Regions from separate parts of the Mus musculus genome. Here region 2 is linked to region 1. The links are chromatin loops, found by intact Hi-C in ENCODE. Cell type or tissue: heart. All regions are shown on one strand. Each heading gives the region's core, and the rest is flanking DNA. Links, peaks and the distances in the headings are about the cores only. Region 1 overlaps Gtf2a2 (general transcription factor II A, 2). Region 2 overlaps Myo1e (myosin IE).

Evidence for each region. Hi-C counts contacts between places; a loop is a spot of excess contacts. Peaks named below come from ENCODE experiments on the same cell type or tissue, not always from the same donor. Only the 100,000 strongest peaks of a DNase experiment are listed, where the experiment ranks them.
Region 2: it touches region 1 in a loop (2.2-fold over the local background); 8 of 42 quality-filtered maps call a loop at or near these places.

Annotation. Positions count from the first base shown.
Region 1 is chr9:70,014,212-70,022,211 of GRCm38, forward strand. Gtf2a2 (general transcription factor II A, 2) reads left to right here. Exons shown (of 5, transcript NM_001039519.2): 2 at 1,081-1,199; 3 at 2,608-2,712; 4 at 5,178-5,304. The coding sequence starts at 1,128. Among named protein-coding and RNA genes, the nearest start is that of Gtf2a2, 5.7 kb to the left of the region's middle. In heart, for the core only: a CTCF peak has its summit at 4,856 (motif pointing right); no DNase peak of the experiment used is centred there.
Region 2 is chr9:70,383,069-70,393,145 of GRCm38, forward strand. It overlaps Myo1e (myosin IE), which reads left to right. Exons shown (of 28, transcript NM_181072.3): 26 at 736-937. Among named protein-coding and RNA genes, the nearest start is that of Mir5626, 18 kb to the right of the region's middle. In heart, for the core only: no CTCF peak of the experiment used is centred there; a DNase peak (open chromatin) is centred at 4,553.

The DNA of each region.
Region 1 (8,000 bases), core at 1-8,000:
GTTTGGTGGTTGTTGTTGTTATATTTATTTATTTTTATTTTATGTGCATTTGTGTTTTGCCTGCATGTATGTCTGTGTGAGGTGTCAGATCCCCTGAAACTGAAGTTACAGATGGTTTCTAACTGCCGTTTGGGTTCTTGGAATCAAACCTGGGTCCTCTGGAAGAGCTGCCAGTGCTCTTAACTGTTGAGCCACCTCTCCAGCCTCACCAAGTCTTATCTGATAATGATTGTTTGAATAGATCTCCCCCTGTCCATCTCTGGACTATAAGTACTACAAGGTCAATAAACATGTGTTACGTCTGTATTCCTCTAACCCTTTTCAGGTCCCATAAGCTGGATTTTCTGCCTTTCTTGCCAGAAGTGTTTCAAGGGCTTTTCATTGCCTTCAGATCTCTTGTGGGGCAAACTCATCTTGTCCTCTGCTTTAGCCTCACCTGCCGCTCTTTCCTGCTAGATTTCCACAAACCTTACACTTTGACACTTCTGTGGCTTTTCTTACCCTCCTCTCACCTTTACCCATTCTAAAGTGGCTTTCCTTTGAAGACTGGGAAGCTTTTCTAAGCCAACTCAGTCCTTAAGCAGCCTTTATCATACAATGAGTTATTTCTTTTTGCACAAAATTTAACCTTTTTATGTGTCCATTACCCTTTGTAGACAGATTTTAGGACCTGTTCATCTTTACCCATTTTGTCTCTGTTTCCTGTCATAGCACCATTCTTTTGGCAAAAACTCTAATGGAATTTTAAGAAAACAGAAAAATAAAGGTCCCAAGAGCAGATATCACGTCACTATGTGAGAGCAGGTAGAATGTATGCTATGTGGAAATTTTTAAACTAAGGGAAAACCTGTGGATAAAATAAAGATGCACATTTTAATGACTATGTCAGCATACTGAATTAAAAAGATAAATACCATACTGGTATTAAAATCAGAGAAATCAACACTTTGAACTTAGAAGATAATTAATGTAGTAATTTGTAATTGAGTTCTCATAGTTCCGTGTTAGAATACATGAAGTGATAGATTACTATATATAATTTACATTGTTACAAGTTGGTCTTTTATATTAAATTTGTAGGACATCAATGCAAGCCTGAAGAAAAAGTAATTGCTTCCTTTTAAGCCATGGCCTATCAGTTATACAGAAATACAACTTTGGGGAACAGTCTTCAAGAGAGCCTTGATGAGCTCATACAGGTGCGGCCAAGCATTAAACATGATCTGTGTACATCTGCAAAATGTCTTGTTAAAAAAATTTTAAATTAATGGTTTTCCCTTCTGATGTTAAATGATGAACTATAGAAATGATCCCTGAAAGTAATCTCATCTTAAATTTAAAGGAAAGGCAAATTATATCACTTTAAAAGTAATTCTGTCCAATATTATAAAATTCTTTGAGATTTGAGTTAGAATTTTGAATTTCTATTTCTATTTTAGAAGAATTAATCTTACTCAAATCATACAACTAAGAAAGTGCTAAGTATTTCTTTTTATGTTCTGTTGGAGTCTGGAGGGAAATGTGGGAGTGAGGTTGCTTTGTTTTTTTTGAGACAGAGTCCAGGCTGTCATTGAATGGTCTGTAGTTAAGAATGGCCTAGAAGGGCTAAAGAGATGACTCAGCAGTTAAGGGTACTGACTGCTCTTCTAGAGGTCCTGAGTTCAATTCAAAGCAACTATACGATGGCTCACAACCATCTGTAATGGGATCTGATTGCCTCTTCTAGGTATGTATAAAGACAAATCACTCAATACATAAAAATTAATTTGGTGGGGGCGGGGATGGGAGAGAGTTCAAGACAAGGTTTCTCTGTGTAGCCCTGGCTGTCCTGGAACTCACCCTGTAGACCAGGCTGGCCTTGAACTCGGAAATCTGCCTGCCTCTGCCTCCCAAGTGCTGGGATTAAAGGCGTACGCCACTACTGCCTGGCTAAAATTAATAAATATTAATGAAAGGGGGGCGGGGAGAGAGAGAAAGAAAGAATGAGAGCGAATGAGAGAGAGAATATTATAGCCTAGAACGTCTGGCCTTCCTGCTGCCACCACCTGCTGGGATTACAGCTGTGCATCACCATGCCTGGCCCCATCTGCTCTGGTGTTATTATATAGACTTTGGTATGGTTTGATTTTGTTCTTTATATATAGGTCTTAAATGTTTTATTAAGAAAAGAAACTTAGCTGGGCAGTGGTGGTGCACAGCTTTAATCTTAGCACTCAGGAGGCAGAACAGGCAGATCTCTATGAGTTCAAGGCAAGCCTGGTTTATAGAATGAATGCTAAAACATCAAGATTATACAGAAAACCCCTGTCTTGAAACAAAACAAAACAAAAAGAAAAAACCTGGCTTCCCATTTGTTGATTATTTTGTTCAGCCACCAAAGGACTAGCAAGTCTTTTCTGGCTTTGCAAACTCACCACAGGTTTCCTTTTCCCGTCAAGATATGGTGTAGTTCTTTCCAGGCTTTGCTTTACCATCCCAGGAGAATAAGGGTTTCCACTGTACAAGTTCTGATTAACTTATGTTAATTTTTAGACTGCAGTCAGTATACTTTATTTGTCTTAATGTTCTTCCCTTAGCGAATTTTATGTTCTTCATTTTTGTTCTCAGTCTCAACAGATCACCCCCCAGCTTGCGCTTCAAGTTCTACTTCAGTTTGATAAAGCTATAAATTCAGCATTGGCTCAGAGAGTCAGGAACAGAGTCAATTTCAGGGTAAGGATGTCTTCCTGCATCTGGAAGTCTGTACTGCTAACTCTGAGAGCGTACGTGGACTTAACTCACCATAGCAAGATTTGGTTAGTCTGGTTTGGGAACTTGTTCTATAATCGTTGTGCTAAGTTCATCCATTCCATGTGTTTCAGAATTGCTTTTAGATTTTAATTTTATTGTTTCACAAATCTTCCTATATATGTTTGGCTTTTTTCCCCTGGAGAATTACTGAGATTTCAAAGGCCTGAAAGTATTAGCTGCAAGATGGAAGGTAAGTGATGAGTCATTCTTAAGTTCAGTTATATGTTTCACACGCTGTCCTTCAGGAAAGGTTGGCTATCTGTAGAGTCTCTGTGTTGCCTCCCATCTACCCTTAGATAGCTTGTCTTATAAAGTCTGTTCTGGTAGCTGGCTGTCTTTTGGATTATCTCTGCTTTGAACAAAATACCATCCTCACTATTATGGTGGTTTATAGTTAAGAACTCATGGCAAATGTGGCAAAACAGTTTACCATGTGAAGTCGCTACAGAAACATTTTGTTGTTACTCTGTTATATTTCTCTAATATCTTACACTGTGTTACAAGGCGCAACCCTACTATAGAAATAAACTTAAAACATATGAAGGCCAATACAGGAAAAGAGTTACTTTACATTTAAGAAAACCTCAGTGTTGAGGCAAGAATATTTTCTTGATAAAGTACAAAGGAATTTTTTTTAAGTATTTAAGTGCCTATTAGGTTGTTTTAGGTACTGAAAATGCAAAGGTAAACTAGATGAGGTCTCTATTTGACTTATATTTTACTCAAGAGATTAAAATATGTGTTTATGTTATTATAAATGTCTTATCAGTTTTACATACTTACAAACTACGTGCATAAATAGTCAAATAAAAAGGTATCAGCCAGGCATAAATGCACAGACCTCTAATCATAGGACTGGGGAGGCAGAGGCAGTTGGGTCTCTGCCTCTGCCTCTCTGCCTCTATGGCCAACCTGGTCTACAGACCGAGTTCTTGGATAGCCAGGGCTCAAAGAAGTGGGGCGGGGGGGGGGGGGGGGTCATGTCTCTAATAGTATAAAATTTGACAAGTGGATGGCTAGAAATGGAGAGACTTTAAAAGGCACATCTAACGGAACTTGACAGCTATGGATATGATAAAATGGAGAGAAAAATTTGGTAATTTTCTAGTTTCTGGCTAAAGTGACACCACAGAGTCACAGAAAAAAACTGATATAGAAATAGAGTTAAAGAATAGGCAACAGTGATACTTCTGAGCCAGTGATAGGATTTGGCTTAATGTTTAAAAAGAAAAAAAAAATCTCTGCTCTTTTATAAGTTTAGAAAATAAACATACAATGAAATATGGAATCTTAAATATTAAATGGAGCCAGGTACATGTGTTTAATTCTAGCACTCTGGAAGCAGATCTCTTTGAGTTGGAAGCCAGTCTGGTCTATATACTGAATTCCAGGACAGTCGAAAACTACATAGTAAAACCCTATCTCAAAAAAGTCGCTGGGCAGTGGTGCACACCTTTAATCCCAGCACTTGGGAGGCAGAGGCAGGCAGATTTCTGAGTTCGAGGCCAGCCTGGTCTACAGAGTGAGTTCCAGGACAGCCAGGGCTACACAGAGAAACCCTGTCTCAAAAAACAAAACAAAACAAACAAACAAAAAAAAAAAACAGAAAGAAAAAAAAAGTCAAAAGTGAGAGCTGTAGAGAAAGTTTAGTAGCTAAGAACACTTATTGCTCTTGCAGAAAATCTGGGTTTGGTTCCCAGCACCTATGTCAGGTGGTCACAACTACCCGTGACTCCAGTTCCAGGGGATTAGAGTCCCCCCTCTACCCCCCCTGGCTGTTAGAGGCATCTGTACAAATGTAGTACATATAAACTCAGGTAAGCATGCACCAAACACATAGACATGTGCAGATGTGTGTGTGTGTATATAAATAAATATATATATATTTAATTCTAATCAAATGGGCAGAATGTAATGATGCACACCTTTAATCCTAACACTTGGGAGAAAGAAGTAGACAGTTTCCAGGACAATAGTGAGTTCCAGGTTAGCCAGGGCTGTGTAGAGAGATCCTTTCTCAGAAGAGAGAACTCAAATGGAATTTTCATAATTTATCCACAAGAGGGCAGTAGACACACAAATTCAAGCTTTCATACACCTTTTCATCTCAGGTAAGTAATTTGTACATTGTTTTAGAGTACTAAAAATAGTCAGCTAGCTAAAATGTTTTTAAACTCTTCCCTAAGCTGACTTATCCAGGTTTTCTCTTGCTTGTTTCTAAGTAGATGAAATTAAGTAAGTAATTAAATAAATTAAGCTAAGCACTAAGCACACTGCTTTTAGCGGCTATATATACTTGGTAGCTGAGCATTCTTGAGTTGCTTTGAAATAAAGCATGAGGGGAAACAATGGCTTCTCATGGCATTTCTCAATGTTTTGTTTTAAAGGGCTCTCTAAATACATACAGATTCTGCGATAATGTTTGGACTTTTGTATTGAATGATGTTGAATTCAGAGAGGTGACAGAACTTATTAAAGTGGATAAAGTGAAAATTGTAGCCTGTGATGGTAAAAGTAAGTGCTCACCTAACTACTGTGAAAGCAGAACTTGTCCAAGTACCTTTTTCTTCTCTTTCTTATCTTGATCTGTCTGAAAACCTTAAGGGAAAGTGGCCAGGAGATCAACCCTCAGATTAAAAACCTAGCTTCAGGATTCTATATGTGTCCTCTCAACTGACCTTTCATCTGTAGCTCAGGTGACACACAGACACTTAACACAGATTAAATTCATGTGCAAAGAGCATAAGCTTTCCTCAGCTTCCTTCTGTTGAGTTGCTTACTTGGAGCAGTCATTAGGCTTCTCGCTGCCACCTTTCTCTTTAAGGAAGTAGTAGTTTTTTTACCATTTATCTTAAAATTTCTGTGTTGCTTGTTAATCCTACACTTTTATACATAAGAAGTTAATTATTTTAAAGCTGATTTAAACTAATCATGAGTCTGGCAGTTATAATGGGAGATACTCATTCCTCTGATTTGCACATTCTAATCAGGAGAATTTTCCACATCAGACTTTGAAGATTTTTCAGGTCCTTGCATTGTTAGAGTGGCACACCTCTGCTTCATGCTCCACGACTGCTTATTTCCTTGTGTGTATTGTTAAATAGGACCGAAGGCCTTCTACTTGCTGTCTTTGTGCTCTAATACCTAGTCAGGCCCCAGCCCATGTTTGATTGTGTATTTAATTTATAACTCAAGCAGTTTGTTTTTAAAGAACCAGTTCCTGGAGTATAAAAGACTGTCCGACTACAAGAAGGGAAGGCAAAGAGAAATGTAGAAAGTAATGTCCCCATTTCTTGTGGATTTTGTTTGGTTTGGTTTTGGTTTTTGAGACAGGATTTCTGTAGCCCTGACTGGCCTGGAACTCACTATGTAAACCAGGCTGTCTTCAGACTTAGAGATTCTCCTGCCTCTGCTTCCTAAGTGCTGGAATTAAAGGCATGTGCCACCCTGCCTAGTTATAGTTTAGATTTCTAAAGAAATACTTAATCACTGAAGAGATGTAGAGAATACAGAAAAATTCCATTTATGACCCATCTCTACAGGTAAGTGTTCACCTTCACAAGTAAAACGATTTTCAAGTATTAGGAATGTATTTTTATGGTAACACATCTGTACACAGAGATATATTTACACATACATTATTTTTCACATAGATTATTCTTTTTAATCTAATTTCTGATATCTACATAAAATTTTCAGCCTTTTTTATTGATTGATTTTGATTTTGATTTTGATTTTTCAAGACTGAGTTCCTCAATGTAGCCCTGGCTGTCCAGGAACTCACTCTGTAGACCAGGCTGGCCTCGAACTCAGAAATCTGCCTGCCTCTGCCTCCCAAGTGCTGGGATATGGAAAGATGTGCTATCACATCTGTTCAGGCCTTTTTTAAAAAGTTCTTCTAGATGACAAAAAGTCTAGGAAATTAGCACCGCTAGTACTGACTGACTCATCAGAGATCTAGCTAGGACTCCTCAGCAGTCGTAGTCCTAGAGACTTCTTTTTGTGGCCAGCATATACTGACTTACGATCTTTTATTTTTGCTAGGAACAATGAACATTTAGATAGATCACCTTTTTTATTTTCCATTTCTACAAAGGTGATACTGTTTCCTGCACTATAAGATAACATTTCTATATTTGAAGTAATTTATATTTTCATACATTTTCTCTTGTAATTTAAGCTAATAACATCCTTTTAACCCTTAGGCTTTTAAGTGTTTATTAGCCCATAGAATTAGTGCAATAAATGAATTGATATAAATGGGCCAGGTGGTACAGAACTATAATTTGCTTTATTTGGGAAGCTGAAATGAAGATAACATCTTCAAGGTTTGCCTAAGTTGTAGAGTGAGTTCAAGGCCAGCCTGAGCAACTTAAAAGAAATCCTGTCTGAAAGAGTAAAGAGAGGGCTGGAGATAGCACATTGATAGAGGGCTCAGAATATATGAGGTGTTAGGTTCAATCCTTAGCCCTGAGGGAAGGAGCAGGTGATGAGCACCAGTACTATTGAGGAGAATTGCTGTAATGATGAAAATGTTCTGTCTGTCTACAGTCCTTAGTAGTCACATGACCCTCAAACACTTAAAATGTGGGGAGGGCAACTAAAAACTTTCATCCTATTTCATTTCATTAACTAATTTGAATTAATTTAAATTTTAAACAGCTACATGTTGCTAACTGGTAGCTACTGTACTGAGCAGGAAAGATGTGCATAGTAGAGGGTCAGATTCTGTCATTTGAACCAAACAACAAAAGCCTCTGAGCAGTCTTGATAACAGCAGACTAAGTGGGTAGGTTTGTTAACTGCCAGGAGCTTCTGCTGGGTGCCTCTTTGGTGCTGTTCTTGTTTAAAGATACAAGACTATATTCCAACCTCAGACAATAAGAAGTAGCAAATTACCCGTGTCAGCTTCAGTTGGTGCTCACTGGAGAGCTGCCCTCATTTAAAGAAAACCATGTAATTGATCCTCAACCAAGATTTAAATGCTTAAGAAATGGTTGTGGTGAATTCTGTTTCTTTCTATATCCATAGGAAAAGATGAAATCATAGTCATGGATAAAATACAATTTGGCCTTCAAAACTAAGTTCAGCTCATTAAAATTCCATTTTTCTAAAAATTGGTGTCCTAAAATTAAGCTGTGTTTCTACTAAAGTAGCAGAGGAAAGGACAGCAGTAGCCAGAGCCAGAAGGTTTCTGTATTTCCAAGCAG
Region 2 (10,077 bases), core at 924-8,923, 370 kb after region 1:
TTACGTAATTAACATACCCAATTAAAATTAAACACCTCATCATAATGGGCTTCTTCTTGTATCATTATAAACTGACATTTTCCTATGTGTCACGTCTGTCTCCTCTCTATCCAGAGGCAGGCCTTTGTCCCGTTCCCCTATCTTCTTTCCCTTGTTCCCTTCCTCATCTTCCATCTCCTGTCTTTGTCTCTTATTCCCTGACCTCTGTCCCTCTGGGGCAAATACATCTCCTTTGTGCTGAGAACTTGGTTTGGGGGGGGGGGTCCTAAGCCGATACCGTTCCTTACACTGACACCTAGGAAATGGACGGCCAGCTGTTTGACCCACTGCCCTCTGCCCTCCTGAGTCACCACCTCACAGACCTAAAAACTGCTTTTCCACTCACTGCAAGCCCAGCTTGCTCTGATTGTGGGCTTTGAAATCCAGAGATCTAGAAATCCTATTGCCACGTTCCATGGGCTTGTCTGACATACTCCCTGGGCAGGTGACGATGCTGCTATTACGTTGTTGTCCCCAAGTATAATCTGATTCAACAGTTATACCTCAGTAGTGTTGGGAGGAAAACAGTGTATTCGCTTTCTTACAATATATTACTGGGAGTAATACTTTCAGATGAGGAAACTGGGGACCAAAGGAGCCAACTCATTTGCCTTCTGCAAGTTAATGGAATAAGCATAGAGGAGCTTTTGGCAAAGCTACAGAAACTGACCTTTTTTTCTTCTCTTTCCTCTCTAGGATGCCATCAAAACGGAGTCATACGAAACCAGTTTGTGCCTCCTCCCCATGCCTTTGGAAACCAGAGGTCCAATCAGAAAAGCCTGTACACCTCTATGGCCCGCCCACCCTTGCCAAGGCAACAGTCCACCGGCTCGGATCGATTGTCTCAGACGCCAGAGAGCCTGGATTTCCTCAAGGTCCCGGACCAGGGTGTTGCTGGGTAAGATTTCCCATGTTGTGTGACAAAGCCAGTGAAACGAGTCATGCAGTGGGTTCAGGGGCTCTAAGAGAGTCCGTGCTGAATTCTCAAGTTCAGTTTTCTACCCAAGTTCTGCATTCAGGGACCCATGGCTGAGGGACCAAGTTAAAAGTAGCATGGAGTAGTTCCTCCCCTCGGCTCACCAGCCTCCTGCTCTCCGTCAGCCACAGGAACCTGCTGCTCCGTAATCTCTATGCTGAGGGATAATGGTTGTTTGCTTTCTTCTCTTCTCTTCTCTTCTCTTCTCTTCTCTTCTCTTCTCTTCTCTTCTCTTCTCTTCTCTTCTCTTCTCTTCTCTTCTCTTTTCTTTTCTTATTTGGTTTTTCAAGACAGGGTTTCTCCATGTAGCCCTGTAGACCAGGCTGGCCTCGAACTCAGAAATCCTCCTGCCTCTGCCTCCCAAGTGCTGGGATTAAAGGCATGCGTCGCCACTGCCCGGCTAGGTTGTTTGCTTAGGTTGTTTGCTTTCTTATTTGTGTCCATGCCTGCAGCTGCGTAAATGTAACAAGCCATAGTTTTAGCCAGGTTTAGAATAGGGTACCAGGGTCTGGGAAGAAATGGCTCAGCGGTTAAGAACACGTGATGTCTTTGCAGGCCCTGGGTTCTCTTTCCAGCACCCACATGGGTAAGCTTATGGATTGTTGTACAACAAAACCTTTCCTGAGGAGATGGAACACACATCTACTCACCCCAGATAAGGAACCCCCAATCAAAGTACAAATACTACCAAAGTCTAACTTAGTGAACCAATGAATTCTACTTCAGGGTAACTTAACAGGAATGTGGGGGAAAGATAACCGGAGCAGAAATGACTCAAAGACAGCTGCATCCCCCAGGCCCACCCAACCCAGGGGACAGCCTTCAAAAGCTGGGAAACCTGGAGCACCCTGTGCAGCCTGCAGGTGGCTCAACAGGTTGAGTGTCCTTTCCAGGTGACGCCAATCTAAACCCCTTCGGGGCAGCTGCTCTGGTCTCAGAGCCACCTTCTCAGTTTTTCTCCTCAGAGAGCCTTTGCCACTCAGCTTCACCCGCACACATGCACACAAACACACGCACACTTGCACACAAATAACGATATTTCCAAAAGCACTATAAAAGCATCATATCTTCACGTGATAGGAGAGGTGAGCTTTTAAGTTTATCAGGCTTGAAAGCGTCACAAGAGCCTCTGCCTTTCTAGTAAAGACAGAGCCTGGCTTTTCAGCCTGAAAAAGGAAGGAACCTGGAACTATGGGTAGCTATTCAGAGGACTCCCAGTTAGAAAGGGGAAGTAGACCTGGCCTTTGTGGTCACGGGAATAGGAATTTGAGGTCAGGTGCAAGACCAGTGAGGGAACTCGGTTAGAAGAGCTAGGTAAAAGAAATATCCTAGCCACACAAAAGTGAATGGCCTTAAAAATGCTACCGAGTAGTGTAGTATTCAGGCTCAGAGTGTCTGCTCCCGCTAAGCAGGATTATCAGATGCACAAGCCAAGCCTGAGGGAGAACTGTAACTTAATCTCTATTACCTTACGTTTTCGTTTGCTTTCTGTCGCGGAGATAAAGTACTCTGACCGAGGCAACTTGGGGAGGAAAGGGTTGTGTTTGGCTTACATTCCAGGTCCCAATTCATCACTGAGGCTTAAAATCAAGACAGGAACCCAGAGGCAGGGACCATCGACGATTTATGCTTATTTGTTGGCTCTCTGGCTCACTCAGCTAGTTTTCTCATACAATACAGGCCTGGGCTCTGCCTAGGGATGGAGCCACCCAAAGTGGGTTGGGCTCTTCCACATCAACTATTAATCAAGACTCTCGCTCACAGAGATGACCACAGGCTAATTTGATCAAGGCAACTCTTCAGCTGAGGTTCCCTTCTCATATGACTTTAGGTTGTATCAGATTGACAAGAGAAACCTATCAGGACACTTGAAGCTTACCTTGACTGAGCTTCGATGTCTTTCTATAGGCTGATGCGATACCGTCGTGCTCACAGGCATGTTGTGAGAAGGTGTAATATACTTTATATGCTTAGCATGGTACTTGTATGTAGAAGGCAACTCAGCAGTGGCTCGACCAGGATGATGGTGGTGATGATGATGATAATGTAGCGATGGTGATGATGGTGGTGGTGGTGATAATGGTGATGGCACTGGAAAGGACCACGAGATTATGCTTGACCTAGTGGCATTATAATTATTTATTTATTTGTTTGTTTGCTTTGTGTACATTTGCGTGTATTGAGAAGGGTGGCATATCACACAGTGGTGCACATGCAGCAGAGGACAACTTTCTGAAAAAATCCCCCCCTCCCCACTCCACAGCATGGGTTCCAGGAATCAGATTTGGTAGCAGTCACCTTTACCCACTGGGCCATCTCACAGGCCCCGCCTAGTGACTGTAAGGTGTCTCCCAACGTTCGGATTCCCAAGTTATGGAGCCAATAGTTCCGTGTGCTGAATCCAGCTGAGGACCTGCTTTGGGCCACTTTCTTCCCTCCTCCCATTCCTCACGCCCAGTTCCAGTTTTCCTTTTCTCTGTTGTCTCATAAACACTGGAGAAATTTTCAAGGAAAACCAGGAGAAGAATGTGCAAAATAGACCTATGCTGGGAGAAAGAACAGGGATCCTCCATGGCTCCCCTGAGCTCCTCCCAGGCATCTCCATGGCCCCTCTGTGCTCCTCCATGGCTCCCCTGGGCTCCTCCTGGACACCTTCATGCCCTGTTGTCTTGTTTCTTTTGCCTCGACCACTTTTCCCTAAAGACCACACGGACTTCATATTCTCTCCCAGAGTTCCTATCCCCTATAAAGTCTTACCTTGTCCTCTCTTTGGGCTGCAGACAGGAGGCACTTTAATCTGTATTACACAGGTGGCCATCGGTAGACAACTGATGCTTCCTTCTCTGATGTACATAGCTGTGTTCCGCTAGTTGCCACGGCTCAGTTGAGTTGACTGGCTTAGCTTCTTGCTATGATTCTCAAATCCTGCTGTTCACCAGAATTGCCTGGAGGACTTGCCATCGTCCCCACCCCACCCCCTTAAAATCTGAATATGGCAATGCGTGTGTGTGTGTGTGTGTGTGTGTGTGTACATGTGTCACACATGTGGATTTTAGGTGTCACTTTCTTTCTTACCATCTTACTATTTGAGACATGGTCTCTCATTGAGCCTAGAGCTCACTAATTGGCTGAACACCCTGGCTAGTCAACCTTAGCCGTCCTCCTCTCCCCACTGCCCCAGCTCCCCAGCACTGGGATTGCAGGCACTCGATGCAACATCTAGCTTTTGGTGTGGGTACTGGTTATCTGAACTTAAGTCCTCATGAAGCAAGCTCTCATGTAGTGGGCTCTCCACTGGAGGCCCCAGATGCTATTCAGATGCATGAGCATCCCTGAAATAGTCACAAGGTTATTCTTGGGTCCCGTTTTCTGTTTTCAAGTAGGCAGGGGGATTATAAGCAATCACCACTCCAAGTCTCCTCGCTCTGTCTGCTGGCTTCCTATTTGCTTTGGTTTTGGCAAGCCGTACCATCTTTTCAGCCTGCCTTGCAAGTTGAAGACTTGCATATGGGCCAGGTGGGAGCATCTGTCAGCCAAAATAGGCAATGTAGAAAGGCTGGGTCTTGGGTCTTCACCAAGGCTGCTCCCTTCCAGCCCCAGTTAAGTCTTACCACACCCTTCCCTGCCTTCATTTCCTGAAGCCAAGAACATACGCTGCTGTCATGGAGAGGAGCTGGGAGGAAGAACTGTCCAATAGGCAATATGACTGTCCTGCCTGCTGTATGTATAGCTCTGACATTAGCACTCTAAGGCCAGAAGCTACAAGAATTCTAGTCAGTCTCCTCATTATACACTTAGGCCTGCTTTGTAGACAGTCCTAAAAAAAAAAAAAAAAAAAAAAAAAAAAAAAGGAACTTAGCTGAGCATGGTGGCTCTGCCTATAATCTCAACATTTAGGAGACTGAGGCAGAAGGATTACTTTAAGTTTGAGTTCCAGGCTAGCTTCAGCTAAAGACTGAGACCATGTGTCTAAAGAAAGAAAGAGAAACACAAGGAGGTGGGGAAGGAGGACCTGAAAAGATGGCTAAATGGTTAAGAGCATTGACTGCTCTCACAGAGAACCTGACTTCAGTTCCCAGCACCCATGTGTGTCATAAAATAAATAAATAAATCTTTTTTAAAAAAAGATTTATTTATTATTATACATAAGTACACTGTAGCTGTCTTCAGACACACCAGAAGAGGGCATCAGATTTCATTATGAATGGTTGTGAGCCATTATGTGGTTGCTGGGATTTGAACTCAGGACCTTTGGAAGAAGAGTCAGTGCTCTTAACTGCTGTGCCATCTCTCTAGCCCGGGGTTACCAAAATTTAACAGTTTCTCTTTGCCAAAAGACAAACTGTGTTGAAGTTCAGAGAGAACCACAAATTTCTCCATAAACATGAGGGTTCCTATTGAGTTGAAGGTGCCAAAGACTCACCTTGAATTTACCACACCCGAGAACCAGACCACCACAGCCTCCTCTCTGCTCCTTCACATCTGGCTTTACCTCGTCTTCCTCTCTCCCACCCCTTGGTGGTGTTCTTCCTTACAGACATGTTTCACACAGCTGTTATTTCTGTTGGCCCTTGGACCATGGCTAATATCAAATGGTTTCATTAGCACCTCAGGTTTGCTCAGGAGTCGATCAGCTTCGTTTCCATTTAGTCGGTTGGTTTTGGAGAGAGCAGGAAGTTCACTACATTCATTATCATTCCAACAAAGTCTGTTTGTCTGTCTGCCTCCTCCTTTTCCTCTCTTCCTCCTTTTCTTTTTTCTTTTTTCCATAATATTGGGGATGGAGCCCCAGACCTTACGTGTGCTAAGCAATTGCTTTAACACTGAGCTACATCCTCAATGCCCCCAGCTCCCTCAGCCTTGTTTCGTGGCATCCCTGCACATGATTGCCACCCGTGTCCTCAGCACATCTTCCTTCTCCAAGTGACATCAAGCTAAACAGAGGAAGTCGTGGGTTTTCAGGCCCTTCGTGATGCACTTAGGGTAAAGCTCTACCCTGATTGTTTTTTCCAGTCATGGTAGTGCACACTTTTAATCCCAGCACTCAAAAGGCAGAGGCAGATAGTCTCTGTGAGATTCAGTCCAGTCTGGTCTACAAAGTGAGTTCCAGGGCTATCTAGTGAGACTCTCCCCAGATTCATAGCAACTCTTGATATTCATAGCTTTCCCTCTGGACACTGCAATGTGATCTTACTTATAGCCCTCTGTTGCTGTCTTTAGAAATTCTTTTTTTTAATTATTTATTTTATGTATATGAGTACACTGTCATTCTCTTTGGACACACAAGAAGAGGGCATTGGATCCCATCACAGATGGTTGTGAGCCACCATGTGGTTGCTGGGAATTGAACTCAGAACCTCTGGAAGAGCAGCCAGTGCCCTCAACCGCTGAGCCATCTCTCCAGCCCGTCTGTTTCATGAGAGAGTAACTGTAGGAGCTTTCAAGATGCTCCAGAGGTTAAGCTTAACTAGAAGCAGAGAAACAGAAACACAGGAGCAGGTACTAGGTGGCAAGACTTGCGGCCACGCAGCAGAGGAGAAAGAGGAAGCTGGAAGTGCTGCCTGGGTGTCTCCAGTCAGGAAGGACTCTCCTAATGGAGTCATATTTTCAAAAGGCTTAAAATTTCTAGCAAATGTCCAATAGCAATATTCTCAACCCACAATCTACAGGAGCAGCTGGAACCTGGCCCAGGCCGACTCCAGGTCCTAGGAATTCCTGGCACTCATTCCCATATTTCCAGTAATGGCTATGGTTTCAGCCTTTGGAGCAGAACATGATTTTAAAAGCCAATACAATGAGACTCCATTCTTTTCCTTCTTAGAAATTCAAGACCCAAATTTCACATCTGCAGAACAAAAGCAGTGATGTTCAAAAGCTTGCTCCCCAGCACTCCCTGGCATACCGGCCCTGGAAGGTTCACAGAACATGGTGTATCTGAGCTGGAAGGACTGGGCATGAGTCCGGTTCAGCCGGTGGCTCCTTTCGCTTTTACTCATCAACTATCTCCTTCAGCACGCTTATTGGACAGCTCATGACTGTCACTTAACGTGTGTGCTTTGGTGTCTTCGTATGTATAATGGGGAGAATAAGATGCCAATAACTGAGAACTGGCAAGATGACTCAGCAGGGAAGGCTATTTGTTATCAACTATTAGGACCTATGTCTGATCTCTAAGGACCCTCATGGTAAGAAAGAACAGACCCTCCCTCCCCAAAGGCATCCCCTGACCTCCATATAAGAGCCCTGGTAAGCATTACACACACATCAGCAAGTTAATTAAACTTTTAAAAATTAAAATTAATTAATTAATTAATTAAACTTTTAAAAATGGATAAACCAATTTTGGGTGTGAAAACCTAACACTGGTACAGGGATGAGACATTGATCTCAGTGCCTGCACTCTGGTCTTTTCTAGCCAATAATGTAGGATTCACCCTGCAAGGCAAATTCTCAGCCTGCAACCCGGATGTGCTGTGCATGGCTCCGTGGTCTCTCAGGAAGCATGAATCGCATTCTTCGATACAGTGAGGTTATGCTTGGGTGTGATGCCCTGCCCAAAAGAGAGAGAAGTTAAATAGATTTGTTAGGTTATGGGACAAAAAGCACACTATGCAGTTCGCCTGAACTAAAGCCCATCAGATCCAAACAGGAAAGTTGAGCTTCACTGTACAGAAGTTCCATGAGATGGCTGAGCAGATCAGAGCCCTCCCTGAGAGCCTGAGTTCGAATCCCAGTACCATCCGAAATTCCATTTCCAGAGGATCCTAATGCCTTCTTCTGACCTTCAGAGGCATCAGGCACACACACACACACACACACACACACACACAGTACATAGATACATATGCAGACAAAACACCCATACATATAACATTAAGTATTTTTTTTATTACATATAAAGGCAGCAAATAGATGCCCCAGCAGGTAAATGTGCTTGCTGCAATGCCTGATGACCTGGCTTCGGTTCCCAGGACCGCCATGGAGGAATAAGAAAACCAATCCCAGCAAACTGCCCTCTGACCCTCACAAATGCCTGGGCTGGTATCTCCCTCAAAACACTCACACAGAATGCAAAAATTTTCCATTAAGAAAATTACATGTAATCAGATACCAGATTTGTTTGATAGTGTGTAGTTTTATAGCTACATACTAACATATGTGTCTGCAGAGATACGGCAGGTCCACAGATAAAGTAACTTGGACTGTTGACATATCAGCAGGGTTGCAACTTTATTATGAAACTGACATTCTCGGTGTTGTCTCCATTGTCCCAGTGAAGGCTCTGTCTTTATAACACAGTTCTCAATCCTCGAGTGTGTGTGTGTGTGTGTGTGTGTGTGTGTGTGTGTGTGTTGCTGGGGGTGGGGGGTGGGGTGGATATTAGAAATACAAACAACACAAAATAGCAGAGGGGCCAAAATTACCCAAAATTGCACAGACAGTTCAAAACAAATGGAGGGACAGCCTGCTGGTTTTTTTTTTTATTTGATATCTGGATCCAGATGTATTATGTCCATCTCAGTCTGGCCTTGAGCTCACGGAGATGAGATTGTCCTGCCTCAGCCTCCCCAAGTGCTAGAATTACAGGTGTATGCTGTCGAGCCCGGCTCAGAAAAGCATTTTCCAATTTTCATTTTTATCTTTTCATGTGTAAAGATATTTTGCCTGGAGGTGTGTCTGTGCATCGTGTATGTGCCTAGTGTTCTCAAAAGCCAGAAAAAAAGCAGAACTAGCATTACAGTTGTGAGTCACTATGTGGGTGCTGGGAACCAAATCAGGGTTCTCTGCAGGAACAGCGAGTGCTCTTAACTGCTGAGTCATCTCTCCAGCCTAGGAAAGCATTTTCCATGAGGGTGAATTCAGGAAGGGTCTGGTCTCCTGAGCAGCAGGGAGTAATAAAACTAAACAAAAATGCCTAAATTGCAACAGTTGCCAGTTCCTGGGGTTAAATGGCTTCCTTTTTTGTCAACTTGACACAAGCTAGGGTTATCTGGGAAGACAGACCTCAACTGAGAAATTGCTGCTATCAGATTTTCCTTGGAGGCAAGCCTGTGGAGCATTTCCTTACGGACTGATGTCGGCAGGCAGTATACTCCTAGGTGGGTGGGTCCTGAATTGTATGAGAAAGCCAAGTGAGCGAGCTGGTAAGCAGTATTCTTCCATGGTCTTCGCTTGGGTCTTGCCTTGAGTTCCTGCCCTGACTTCCCTTTGTAATAAAGCACAGCCAGAGCAACTTGCTTCTGTCAGTGTTTCATGGCAGCAACGGGCAGCAAACTAGGATACATAGTAAATATACACACCATAGCCAGGTCAGGCTGAGCCACCAGCATGGCTACTCAGAAAGTGTGTGGGACTGGGGAGGGGGACAGAAGGGGACGGGGTGGGGGATGGGATGGGATGAAGCTTGCTTATTTCGTTTGCTAATTTAATTGTAAGTTGGTAAGATTTGGCTTTTAATGACTGTTTCACAAGTCGTTGACACAGTTCCTGAAAGTCTCTGCCATCCGCTCTGCTGAGGACGGAGCCAGCTCTGCTCAGTGGCCCTTCTGCACTGAGTTGGCAGTCACTCTGGCTGGGAGTGGTACCTAAACGACCTCATTAATCAATTTCTGGCAGTGTGTTGAAAGCCATTAGTTCTCCATATTTATTACACAGGATCGCCACCTAGTGACACTAGAGATCGGCTGGGTTCTGGAGGCTTGGGGGCTCTTTCTAGCCTAGCCTGGGTAATGGCAGTTGTGTTGTGACTGGCTGTGCTCTGTGATGCTTCCAGGTCCCTAGACTGCTAAACCCAGGCGTCAGTCAGCTCTTCATCTGCATAGATTCCTTACTGCACACTGAATTCAAGTATAGACCCTGTCTTAAAACCGTAATGAACAATAAAAGAGAGGCAGGTGTTTGAGCAGTTCCCCTGCTTCTTGGGACACGTTCAGCAGCTCCCAGCATACAAGGCCTGGGCCTTTCCAAGGTTCAACTATGCATTGTATAACCCTTGCCCTACCAACTGATTCAAGAGAAGCTTTATGGAGATAGAATCAATCCATTTGAAATGCCCAGTATTA